Linked DNA regions of Homo sapiens: all the other regions are linked to region 3. Evidence: chromatin contacts called from ENCODE Hi-C data. All regions are on one chromosome and are shown on one strand. Each heading gives the region's core, a stretch centred on a gene start or an enhancer-like site at or near the end of the contact. The rest is flanking DNA. Distances are from core to core; before and after follow the strand shown. Region 1 overlaps DTNB (dystrobrevin beta). Region 2 holds the start of DTNB-AS1 (DTNB antisense RNA 1). Region 3 overlaps ITSN2 (intersectin 2).

Region 1 (4,075 bases), core at 667-3,166, 1.1 Mb before region 3:
TTATCTGTGGCCTATTAAATAAACTCTGCAGCTGCTCATTTACATCTCTGGCTGCTCACCGCCGACACTTCTCCTTTCCTGCTACAGGTCTTCCCTGCTCCCCACACTCCAGCTTCACCGCCCCGTCTCACCCCCAGTACAGCCTCCTCTCCAGCCCAGTGCCTCAGTCATGCACTTTCCCCCGCCTGGTTTGCCCTTCCCAAGCCTCTTCTGCCCATTGCAGTTGTACCCGTCGAGATACTCTCAGCTGCCACCTCTTCTACCAAACTTAACCCTGTTCCATAACGTCAGGCCAGGCTGCTTTTCCTCTGTTTCTCTGCTGTGGCACCTGTTACATCCCGTTTGGTGTGCTGGTTGCATACGTACCTGACTCCCTCGGGATAGGCCTGCTGAGAGTGGAGATATTGCCTCAGCTGCATAGCCCCCTACCCCTAACACCTTTCAAAGTAGAAGAACAACAGGTGTCACTCTATGGAGCCAAGTGTGGGGGGTGTTTCATGATCATCCTCACCAACCTGTGAGGTAGATATTGTTATCCCCACTGTACATATGAAGAACCTTAGGTGCAGAGAGGTTAGGTAAGTTGCCCAAGATCACACAGCTAGTAAATGGCAGCTGGAATCCAAACTAGGTTCCTCTAGGCTGGGCACAGTGGCACACGCCTGTACTCCCAGCTACAAGGGAGGCTGATGTGGGAGGATTGCTTGAGGCCAGGAGTTTAAGACCAACCCTGGCAACATAGCAAGACCCTATCTCAAAAAACAAACAAACAAACTAGGTTTATCCAACTGCAAAGCCTGGACTCTAACCACTATGTTACATATAACAGGGACTTAACAAAGTGCAGAGTGTCATTGTTGAATAAGGGTGCCATACCTCACCACACAAATTTGGCTTACCCATAAGTAACATTTAAATTAGACTCATAGAATTTTAAAACCCCACTGATAGGTCCCAGCTGGCTTCCTGCTAATAGATTTAGCTGTCTGAATAAGGACCACATCCTCCTGAGAACCTAGCCTAGTTTCTGTTTCTAGTATGCTATCTGAGTGTTCAGCATTCATTGTATAGGTATTTTTCTCTTGGTTGGTGAGGTCTCTCATCATTTTGCAGAGAACTGGCTTTGAAATCTTGCAGTGAAGACTAGTGGGATACGGGCCAGGCACAGTGGCTCATGCCTGTAATCCCAGCACTTTAGGAGGCCGAGGCAGGTGGATCACTTGAGGTCAGGAGTTCGAGACCACCCTGGCCAACATGGCGGAACCCCATCTCTACTAAAAATACAAAAATTAGCGGGGTGTGGTGGCGGGCGCCCGTAATCCCAGCTATTCTGGAGGCTGAGGCACAAGAATCGCTTGAACCCAGGAGGCGGAGGTTGCAGTGAGCCGAGATTGCGCCACTGCGCTCCAGCCTGGGTGACAGAGCAAGACTCTGTCTCAAAAAAAAAGACTACTGGGATACCATTTTCAAATAGGGCTAGGCAAACTGGGAGAAACAAACAGAAAGGAGGTAATTCTAGTCTTGGAATTTATGAGTTTCTCTATCTAAAAGTTTACTTTCCAATTTTCTTTTTATCTACAGATTTATCTTGAGTTTTAATAGGTTGTTCTTTGTCCCAGAAATTTAATACACCTTCTTCCTTCTACTAAGAAAGATAATTGTACACCTTGCCCTCACTCTTTAATTCTTAGCATAAGCTTTGTCTTCTATATAATTTAGTGTAACTTGAATAGGGACAGAATCATGAAGATTGAGAACCCTAACTTTCTGCCATTGGCAACACCGTGATCACAAATCATCCAGCAGTCCTAGAATAGCTGCTTCCTGTCTTACCGCAGCTTGCCTCACCAGCCATCACAGTGAGTGACAGGTTATGCATGAGCCCTGAGGTTTCTGACATGATATGGAAACAAACAGGTGTCACCCCTCTGCAGAGAGACCCCATGGCAGACTTTCTGGTGGCCTCATCCTTCCAACAGACACATAATAGGTAAATGTGTGTTAGCGGTGGTGAGAGACTTCATAAAACTCTTTAGCCCCTCTCTCCAGTGTCTAGAAGCCAAGTTCATCTTTAAAAGACTCCACTTTCATGCTGACCAAGGGTGTTGAAAAAAATAGAAAATAAGAATAAATAAAAGACTCCGCAGCACTTAAGCTTGCAGGTGGGCGCCTCTGCTAAGCAGGGAAGGTGTCCAGGCACATTCATTGCCTGCTTCCTTGCTCACGGCCATTGGGTTGCCTCTCTCCTTCACCCTCATTCTCCATTCTCTGAGCACTTCCATTGCCAGTCCTAACTCCCAATAGTCTTAACTCTTGTCGTGTGAGGCGGTTATTTCCAACTCTCACAGCAGGACAGACAGTGCAGCATCAGATAGCCCCATCACCTCTCCCTCGTTTCACGTCCACTTTGATGAGACAGCTGCATCTTCCTAGCATGGTCACCACCAGCACCAGCTCAAAATAGTTATGTGGGGTTTTTAACTTTTTCTTGAAGAGAAAAATGGACAAAGGCTGTTCTCTACATATCCCAGTTCTCTATACATTCACGGTTGCCTAAATTTCAGACTTGCAGCAACTCTCTCCCATCATTGTTTTTTGTTTCTCTGAGAGGGCCTCTGAAAATCGGCAGCAAAGAGACCACTTTGTTTAATTTAAATACACGGCAGCAAAATGAAGGTAATTGTCCACACAGGCCATCTGCTACCTGGCAGGTGTCCATGAGTCAGGGAGATAGAAATGGAGACTAAAGTGTCTTCCATTCTGTTACCATGATAACAGCTTAGCTCCAAGTTGTAGTTGCGTGTGCGTGTGGAGGGGGATGCAGTTATGAATGCTCTGCAGAGGGCATTAACTCTTAAAGTCAGGCCTTTTGCCACAAGTCTCTCTGGCCTTGTTTACCTGACTATAATGTGTGCCAGGAGGATTAAAAATTCTTCCCTATTCCATGAGGAAAAAGAAAGAAGGGAAGTCCTATTTTTGGAGCCCCTACTAAGTGCCAGGCATCATGCTGGGGCCACCCAAGCATGGCCAAGAACAGTGCAGTATCATTTTCCTACTAAAGACACTGCCTTTCTCTCCGTGCAGCTGGTCTCCTGGCCAGTTCTCTCTGCCACAGCATGTGCGTCCCTGCCTCTGTGCTCAGATGCAGAGCTGGTGAAGGATCCCCGTGTCCTCAGGGCACCTTCTCTGGCATTTTCTATACCTGTTTTGGCTCCAACAAGAGATTGTTTTTATACATAAGAGATTTTCATAATCCCTGTATTCTCCTTTCTCACATTTCCTTACTGGGAATGAAATTGACTGTCCCCTGGAAAATCACGGTTAGTGTCAGTCATCAGAAGTCTTGACTGATCCATGTTCCTTTTAGTCTCAGAAACATTGTGCTGTGATCCCAATATGCTTAGTTTTCCGCCAGCAGTTTGAGGCAATTAGCAGACCCAGGGACCAGTCCTAGCCTGTCTACTGATTTTGTGTGTGACCTTGTGACCTCTCTTGACCTCAGCCTCCTCAAATGAAAAATGAATGTTGGACTAAAACAAGCTAGTTTGCTGGGGTCATGAACCCTCTGATTTTGTAATTTCTGAACACTTTTCTTGGAACATGATGCAGAGCTTTCTCGGGTTCTCAGGGTCTTTGCTGATTTGAAAATGAAGAGCCAGCAGTCTAGAGAGCTTATCAGATTGTAATGTTTCACTGGCTCTACATTTGCAACAGAATTGTTTCCAACTGTTATACAAGGGACCTCTGTATTGAGAGAACCTGAGTCACAGGGCATTTATTGTGTTTAGTTATTGGTTAGACCCATGATTGGCCTGTGCTGGACTCAAGCCTTTGTTACAGCTTGTACTACAACAAGATTCCACTCCTTATATCAGGAAACCTTAAAACACTGAGTAGCACATTGCAGAGCTTCCCTTGCTTCTCCAGGCGAATTGCCCTCTCCTGGCAGCTGAAACCCAGAGGCACAAGAGTCTTTTGTGCCTATCATTGGACAACATATCCCCATCCTTGGAGCCACCTGACTAGTTGCTCTACCTTTGCAGATTTCTAGGTGTTTCTCAGGTTTCCTGTAATC
Region 2 (4,003 bases), core at 1,229-3,728, 1.1 Mb before region 3:
GATGGACAATCAAGCCACATGGTCTGAGATACTCATAAATTAAAATACATCTCACAGTAAATTTTCATGCCACAGAGAGTTCTTTCATTCTGCTGCTTCAGGAAACTATTATGTACTTTATCTTCTATCTGAAATGATAATTTAAAGAAGCATACATAAGAAGTGACATCACTGTTAATTCATTCAACAAAAATCTTAATCCTTTTTTGGAATAAAGCAGGGTTAAAATTAATTTTTTTGTTTCTTTAACAAAAATCTATTGAGTTCCTAAGTGTCACATTAGTTATTTGGCATATCATGGTGACTAGACTCAATCCCTGATCAATCAAGGAGTATCAAGGACCCTCCTTCTTTGTTTTTTTGTTTTTTTGTCTGAGATGGAGTCTCACTCTGTTGCCCAGGCTGGGGTGCAGTGGCACAATCTTGGCTCCCTGCAACCTCTGCCTCCCGGATTCAAGTGAGTCTCCTGCCTCCTGCCTCAGTCTCCTGAGTAGTTGGGATTACAGGCACCCGCCACCACAACCAGCTGATTTTTGTATTTTTAGTAGACGGGTTTCACCATGTTGGCCAGGCTGGTCTCGAACTCCTGAGCTCAGGTGATCCACCCACCTTGGTCTCCCAAAGTGCTGGGATTACAGGCGTGAGCCACCCTTTATTCTTTTTAATGACATAATGTAGACTGACACTCAGGCATTCATGTTTCTCTACATATCTTTCCCTTATACTTTTTACCTGATTAATGAGTATTAATTAATTACTGACCTCAAAAAAACTTCCTATTTAATCTAGAAGTGTTTATGTGTTGGTGTTTCTAATCCATGTTCTACTTCATTTTCCATTTGTCTGATATTGCTTTTGAAACTCATTTTACCAGGCCAGGCGTGGTGGCTCATGCCTATAATCCCAACACTTTGGGAGGCCGAGGCAGGTGGATCACCTGAGGTCAAGACCAGCCTGGCCAATATGGTGAAATCCCACCTCTACTAAAAATACAAAAATTAGCCAGATGTGGTGGTGCATGCCTATAATCCCAGGTACTCAGGAGGCTGAGGCAGGGGAATCACTTGAACCCAGGAGGCGGAGGTCACACTGAGCCGAGATCGCGCCATTGCACTCCAGCCTGGGCGACACAGTGAGACTCCATCTCAAAAAAAAAAAAAAAAAAAAAAAAAAAAGAAGAGAAAAGGAAACTCATTTACATTTACCAGATGAATTCTGCAGTTTTGAATTTCAACCTCATTTGCAAATGCTTATCTAGTTTGAGTGTAAATTTTTATGTAAATGACTACAGTGGCTATGTCATTGCTTTGGCCACCTTGCCAGACCTCATTCATGTGGAAGAGACTCACATGTTTTTAGGTGACATAAGCAGTTCTAAGTTTACACTTTATAATTAAGGTATTACCCCCTTTTAAATCACGTTGGCTCTATCCCTTGTCATCAGTCAATATTTAGTGACCCCACCTGACTAGTTGATAACACAGAGGTTCTCAGACCTGGGATCTGACCTGTTTACTGTGTTGACAGAGCCTTAAGGGCTTTATCTGAATAAGTTTTGTGAGTTTAAATTATACAACACTATCCTAAATAACACTTTGCCAAAGTCCATTCTCTCCCCAGTACCAGGCCACATGGAAGGCCTGTAAGTCCTGGAAGCGCTGCCCTGCCCACTGTCCCCAGCCTAACCTGATATATCTACTGCAAATTACGGTTTCTCTTCTGACAAACTTAAATTGCAATCACCAGATGTCCAAGTATGAAACATTGCTTTCTGAATTTCCCTATTCTGTTGAGCCACAGCAGTGTTCTCTTTAATACCAAACCTGGAGAAAACTGTGGAAGTAGGGAGATGTCTTAGAAACAGTTCTAAGAAATTACATACTGGTCTTTTGACCTCGGATACAATTTCAGCCTGTTAGGATTGCCCCATCCCTCCCCAACCATCGCACTTTCCACTTCAACACAGTGCCAGCAATGAAAACACATTTTATAATTGTTTAATAACTGTCCTATGACTGTTTGCCTTGCCTCAAGAATATAAGAAAAGTGTCCTGCCCCAAAGGGAAGTCTGGCAAGGAAGAGAGCTTGCTTCCTAACTGCAAAGCAGGTGCAAAAGCAGAAGCGCTCTAATTCCTTCCCGCTGCCAGAGCCAGTGTTCAGCGCTCTGTGCCTAGGCTCCTGTGAGTTTGGCTTTGGTCAGGCATCCAGCATCTGGCTTTGATTGTGAAGAGCACCTTCCCATGCTGAGTTGGGAGTCTCCTTAAGAGATTTCTCGGTGCCCATTTATTTCTAGTCCCTGTCTGTCCCTTGCAGTAATAAAAATTATGTTCTCCAAGTGTTTACTCACCCTCTCCCTTTCGTAATTCCTTTGCTTTACTGAGGTCTTTCTCACCATTGCACCCAGGTCTGTAGACTGTGTGGGAGCAGGAGCACTTACCCATTCCTGAGACTTCCTAGGCACGTACATGTTCAGTAAAGACTGGCTGCATGAATTGTTCCAATTTAAATAGAACCATTGCACAGCTTTTAGATTTACATACTAGGCCAAAGAGCTGAGTCTCCCTGACCACAGTGACCCATGGTGAGGCACAGAAGGAGGAAGTGGAAGAGGCCCATTAAAAGACAGAGTAGATGAGTAGCAAAGAACTGAAGAAAGAGAAACTTGAAAGTGTTCTCTTTATCCTTTTTCCTGCAGTGTCTGATAGTGCATTCATTTGGGCAGTCAGCTAATAGCCAGCAAGTGCCTGCTCTGTGTTCCATCACCATAAGGTTCTAAAAGACAGAGACCGGCCAGGTGCAGTGGCTCACACCTGTAATCCCAACACTTTGGGAGGCCAAGGTAGGCGGATCACCTGAGGTCAGGAGTTAGAGACCAGCCTGACCAACATGGTGAAACCCCATCTCTACTAAAAATACAAAATTAGCCGGGCATGGTGACACATGCCTGTAATCCCAGCTACTCCAGAGGTGGAGGTTGCAGTGAGCCCATATCGCACCATTGCACTCCATCCTGGGCAACAAGAGCGAAACTCTGTCGATAGACAGACAGATAGATAGATAGATAGATAGATAGATAGATAGATAGATAGATAGATAGATAGATTGATTTAGATGACAGAGACCATTTCTTTGTTTCCAGTGCTTTCTGCATAAGAGGACTAAATAAACCTGTATTGAATTAATGAAAAACTGAGGTCAAGAATTCTTTTTTGAATGACCTTTCAGGGTCTCCAAACAGTTTCCAGTTTACTGGGGGAAGTTGTGTATGTATGGGACTCACTGAAAAAAAAAAAAAAAAAAAAAAAAAAGACTGTGCCTGAAAGCAAGTAGACGGGGATACAGTTCCAACATGTTTAGTGTGGAGAGGGGACCAAATAAGAAAAGAACCTGTAGTGGGCAGAATTGCTAGTTGGGAAGTGATGAGGGCAGTGGGTCTCAGACTTGTATGCACCAGAATCAGAGACAAGATTGAACGCATTGCTGTGGCCCACCCCTAGAGCTTCGGTTTGGTGGGGATAGGGTGAGGCACAAAGTTTACATCTCTGACAAGTTCCCAGGTGATGCCGATGCTGCTGGTCTGTGTTCCATGCATCAAAAACCACTTGCCTCGATAAATGTACCTAAACACATGTGAATATCGTGAATGATGAATATAGAATTATTATTACAATTTCAAGTCATGGTTGCACTTCCTCTTTCAGATTCCCCTAAATAGCTATGTGAACCTTAGGCAGGTCAGGCCCTCTAGGCCTGTTTGATCTATAGTAAGAATGTTGGCGAGGTGGTTTCTAAGGTTCTTTCCTTCTAGCTCTAGGAGTTAGCATTGAATCACTCACCGGGCCGAGGCCTGCTGCTTGCTTCGTCCTCTGATGCTCCTGTGGGGGATGGGGCCTTTGATCTCAGCACCTGTGGGCCTGGCCTGGTTTGCCTGATTTTTCTATCATTTCTGACCAATGTTTGTGGTGATGGGCATTAATGGGCATTAATTTCTCTCCTTTTTTCC
Region 3 (4,079 bases), core at 924-3,423:
AACTCCTGACCTCAGGTGATCCACCTGCCTCAGCTTCCCAAAGTGCTGGGATTACAGGCGTGAGCCACTGCACCTGGCCTAATTTTACTTTTTAAAATGTGGCTACTAGAACATTTAAAATTACATTATGTAGTTTGTGTTGCATTTCCATTGAACAGCATGCTATAGAAAATGGGCAAAATAAATGAATAGGCAATTCATAGGAGAAATATACATGATAGATATATGAAAAATGCTGAGTTCCCTAATGATCAGAGAAATGAAAATTTAGAAAAAATTTGCCTCTCAGGTTGGCAATACATAAAATAATTGTTCATACCAAATATTGGCAAGATTATACAGAAACAAGTATGTTTACACACCAATGGGAATATAAAATGGTACTATTAATAAATTTTGGAAAGCAACTTGATACCCATTAATTCTACTTCTAGAAGTATTGTCCTACCTAAATACTCAGTATATATATGAGGATGAGGATGTTCAAAGTAGTATGGTTTGTTAGGCAAAAAACTGGAAACCGTCTTAATGTCCACCAGTGGAAGATAGCTTAATTTCTGGTATATCCATATAATAAAATGCTGTACACCTATTTAAAAGGATATGATTGATGTATTATATATTGCTATGGAAGGATATCTGTAATATGTGTAATGAAAATAATAGAATATTAATTGGCTAGCATAATTTTATTTGGGTTTGAAAAATAACATGTTTGTTTATATATGCATAAAATAAATCTGGAAAAACAAATACCAAACTGTTAACTGTGGTAATCAGGACTGGGTCTTCAGGTTCACCCCTCCTCCCCTGTCTGTGGAGTCCGCTTAGTAAGTTTTTCATGTTTGAGATTTTTGTGGAGCATGTGCTTATAAATTACATTTATTTGGAGAGGAAAGCTTAGTTAAGGGAAATAATGTTTGTGGAAAATTGCTTAGAGGAAATGGAGTATATTACTGGTATAGGTACTCTAAAATGTCTTTTGAATTAAGTCAGAGTTAGAGGGTTGTGTCTCTAAACCGCATCTTATTGGTATTATGCTATCAGCCTGTATTGAGAGACTTTATAGGTAAAGTCCAATTTAGGCTGTTTGGTATTATCTATTAAAATTAGAATGTTCATGCTCTCTAACCTGCTACTTCCACTTCTAGAATTTATCTTTGGAAGCACATATCTGTCCACAGACCTATATTTACACACATGTATGAAGAATGTTTATTGTAGCATTAATTGTAACATTTGTTAAAATGAACATGAAGGGAAACATTCTAGGCAGTGGTTACAGTACAAGCAAAAGCAGAGTAACTAGTGTGGTCTGGAAAAATAGAAGATTACTTATTCACTGTGAAAAATTGGTAACATGAAAAAAGCAGAACAATGAAGTATGACTTCATTTGTGTAAAAGTGGTATTTGCTAGTGTATAAATAGGAAATATCTGGAACAATCTATTCAAAACTGCTAATGATTGTTTTCTTGGTAATGGACTTTCACTTTCTATTATATATATATTTTTTAATGTTTAATTTTTCAGGTTGTTTTAAGGATCTTATGCTAATTGACATTTGTATCAGCTAGGCATTAACATTGTACTTATTTTTGTATCTATTGTTATGGTTCCTTGCATTGTTGTTAGCCTTTCACTTTTTTTTTTTTTTTTGAGATGGGGTCTCACTCTGTTACTCAGGCTGGAGTACAGTGGCACGATCTTGACTCACTGCAACCCCCATCTTACAGACTCAAGCAGTCCTCCCTCCTCAGCCTCCTGAGTACTTGGGACCACAGGCACATGCCACCTCGCCTGGCTGATTTTTTTTATTTTTGGTAGAGAGGGGTTTCACTGTGTTGCCCAGGCTGGTCTTGAACTCCTGAGCTCAAGGTGATCCACTTGCCTCGGCCTCCCAAGTGCTAGGATTACAGGCATGAGCCACTGTGCCAGGCCAGCCCTTCACTATTTCATGTGAGTAAGTAATCTTCTATTTTTCCAGACCACACTAGTTACTCTGCTTTTGCAGAGTAACCTCTGCCTAGAATGTTTTCCTTCACATTCATTCATTTTAACAAATGTTTTGATGTGTAGGGCCTAAGCTGATTTGAATGCAAGCTGAAATGCACATATCTGGTTGAGTCATGGGAACTGATTTGCATGTGTCTTTCTCTTTTATGGCTTGAAGAGGAGAGAAATTTGTGCTTAGACACTTGAGGGCCTACGAGATCAAGGAGTCTGTCCTTAGCTCTGCCCTTTGGACTGTTGTCTGAGCCTAAAGAAGAGAGACAAAGAAAGCTTGCATTGGGAGGCTGAGGTGGGAGGATCACTTGAGCTTAGGAGTTTGAGACCAGCCTGGGCAACATAGGGAGACTGCACCTCTATAAGAAATTTTAAAAATTAGCCGGGCTTGGCAGCGTGCTCTTGTGGTCCCAGCCGCTTGAAAAGCTGAGGTGGGAGAATCACGTGAGCCTGGGAGGTCGAGGCTGCAGTGCACCGTGATTATGCCACTGCACTCCAGCCTTGGCAACATTGACTGTCTCAAAAAGATTATATATCTCTAAAAGAAAAAAAAATGGTAGAAGAAAATCTGTACCTTCTCAATCGCTCTTTCTTCTGCTTCTAAACTTATGTATGCCTTTGTTCATTCTTACTCCCCTTCCTGAACTTCATTCTTAGAGACAGAAATATCTGTCCCAGGTTCTAACTTCGTGTTCTAGAGCTGTCTACTACTTCTTTTTCTGGCCCTAACTTCCATTAGGTAACTTCTCTCCCATCTCCTTTTTGTAAATTAAATCTTTATTTCTTTTTTTTGTCTAAAAATAGTTTTGTTCTGTCACCTAAAAACTAAAGCCTTATAATAACTCTGCCTCCCTTTCTTAAATCTTACCTTTTTTCCTATGTATTTTTTGAGAGGAAATCTTGCTCTGTCGCCCAGGCTGGAGGGCAGTGGTGCGATCTTGGCTCCCTGCAACCTCCACCTCCCAGGTTCAAGCTATTCTCCCGCCTCACAGGCACTCACCACCATGCCCGGCGCATTTTTGTATTTTTAATAGAGACAGGGTTTCACCATGTTGACCGTGAGACCGGTCTCCTGACTTCATGTCATCTGCCTGCCTCAGCCTCCCAAAGTGCTTGGATTATAGGTGTGAGGCACCACACCCAGGCTCTTCCCCTTATTTTAAACATTTATTGCCTAATCTACTTCAATTTGGCTTCTATAGCCATCACTGTGCTAGAACTACACTCACTCCAGATTGCCAACACTAATAGCTGAGTCTTAACTTCTGTGACAATACCATTTTCTCCTTGAAACTCTTAACTCTGTATCCCGATTTCTCGTGTTTCTGAACCTCTGTTTCTGACTATTCTTGTCTCTTTTTTCTTATACATGATTTCCCTGGATAATGTCATTCACCCACATGATTACAACTACTCCCAATCCCTAATGACTACGAAATCTGGGTTTCTAGATAGAGTGTTCACTATATCTTGGACACTTCCATCTAGATGTCTTTGTAGGTGGATCAGATTAGGTGTGCTCAAAATTGAACATTTTGTTGTTCATCCCTCAAATCTAATATCTAGATTCCTACTTTCTTAGAGCTTCTATCTTGGTTAATATTACTGCTCTACAGTCACCCAAGATAGAAACCCATCTGTGATGCTCCTCTTTCATCTTCCACATTTAGCTGACCAGAAAATCCTGTCTATTCTACCTTTGAAATACCTCTTCTCCATTGCTCAAGTTCAAGTTCTCACCACCTGGACTATGCCAGTCACTTCATAATTGGTGTGTTTGTCTCAAGACTCAAAATCCAGTTTGTTCCTATACTGCTTGTCAGAGTTGTCTTCCTCTCCTCTTAAAAGACCAGTCTTCTTATATATTTTTTTATATGTACTTTCCCTGGATAATGTAATTCACTGACATTACAAGTATTCCCAATCTCTGATAACTACCAAATGTGGGTCTCTAACTAGAACATATACTATATGTGTGTGTGTGTGTGTGTTTTTTTTCCTTTTTTGAGAACACAGGATCTATAATGACACAACTTATAGACCAAATGCTGAACAAAAGAGACACAACGGGCT

What was found. A loop is a pair of places that touch in the nucleus more often than their neighbours do. Pooled maps may share reads with other maps.
Region 1: a loop to region 3 is called in a pooled map, with 3 times the contacts of the local background. The contact joins two enhancer-like sites. A Hi-C loop is called at or near these places in 6 of 37 single-sample maps with no recorded cell type and 4 of 50 pooled maps.
Region 2: a loop to region 3 is called in a map with no recorded cell type, with 5 times the contacts of the local background. The contact joins the promoter of DTNB-AS1 here to the enhancer-like site in region 3. A Hi-C loop is called at or near these places in 4 of 37 single-sample maps with no recorded cell type and 3 of 50 pooled maps.

Annotation. Positions count from the first base shown.
Region 1 is chr2:25,400,497-25,404,571 of GRCh38, reverse strand. All of the region lies in intron 16 of DTNB (dystrobrevin beta), which reads left to right. Among named protein-coding and RNA genes, the nearest start is that of DTNB-AS1, 19 kb to the left of the region's middle. RefSeq lists enhancers at 623-792, 2,962-3,011. Within about 2 kb of position 1,916, at least 3 of the 41 ENCODE cell types and tissues checked have a DNase peak (open chromatin) inside an H3K27ac peak, as active enhancers do.
Region 2 is chr2:25,419,568-25,423,570 of GRCh38, reverse strand. DTNB-AS1 (DTNB antisense RNA 1) reads right to left here and starts at 2,478. Exons shown (of 3, transcript NR_183382.1): 1 at 2,348-2,478; 2 at 56-128. The region is part of intron 15 of DTNB (dystrobrevin beta); the gene reads left to right. RefSeq lists an enhancer at 3,546-4,003.
Region 3 is chr2:24,340,670-24,344,748 of GRCh38, reverse strand. The region is part of intron 1 of ITSN2 (intersectin 2); the gene reads left to right. Among named protein-coding and RNA genes, the nearest start is that of ITSN2, 18 kb to the left of the region's middle. Within about 2 kb of position 2,173, at least 2 of the 41 ENCODE cell types and tissues checked have a DNase peak (open chromatin) inside an H3K27ac peak, as active enhancers do.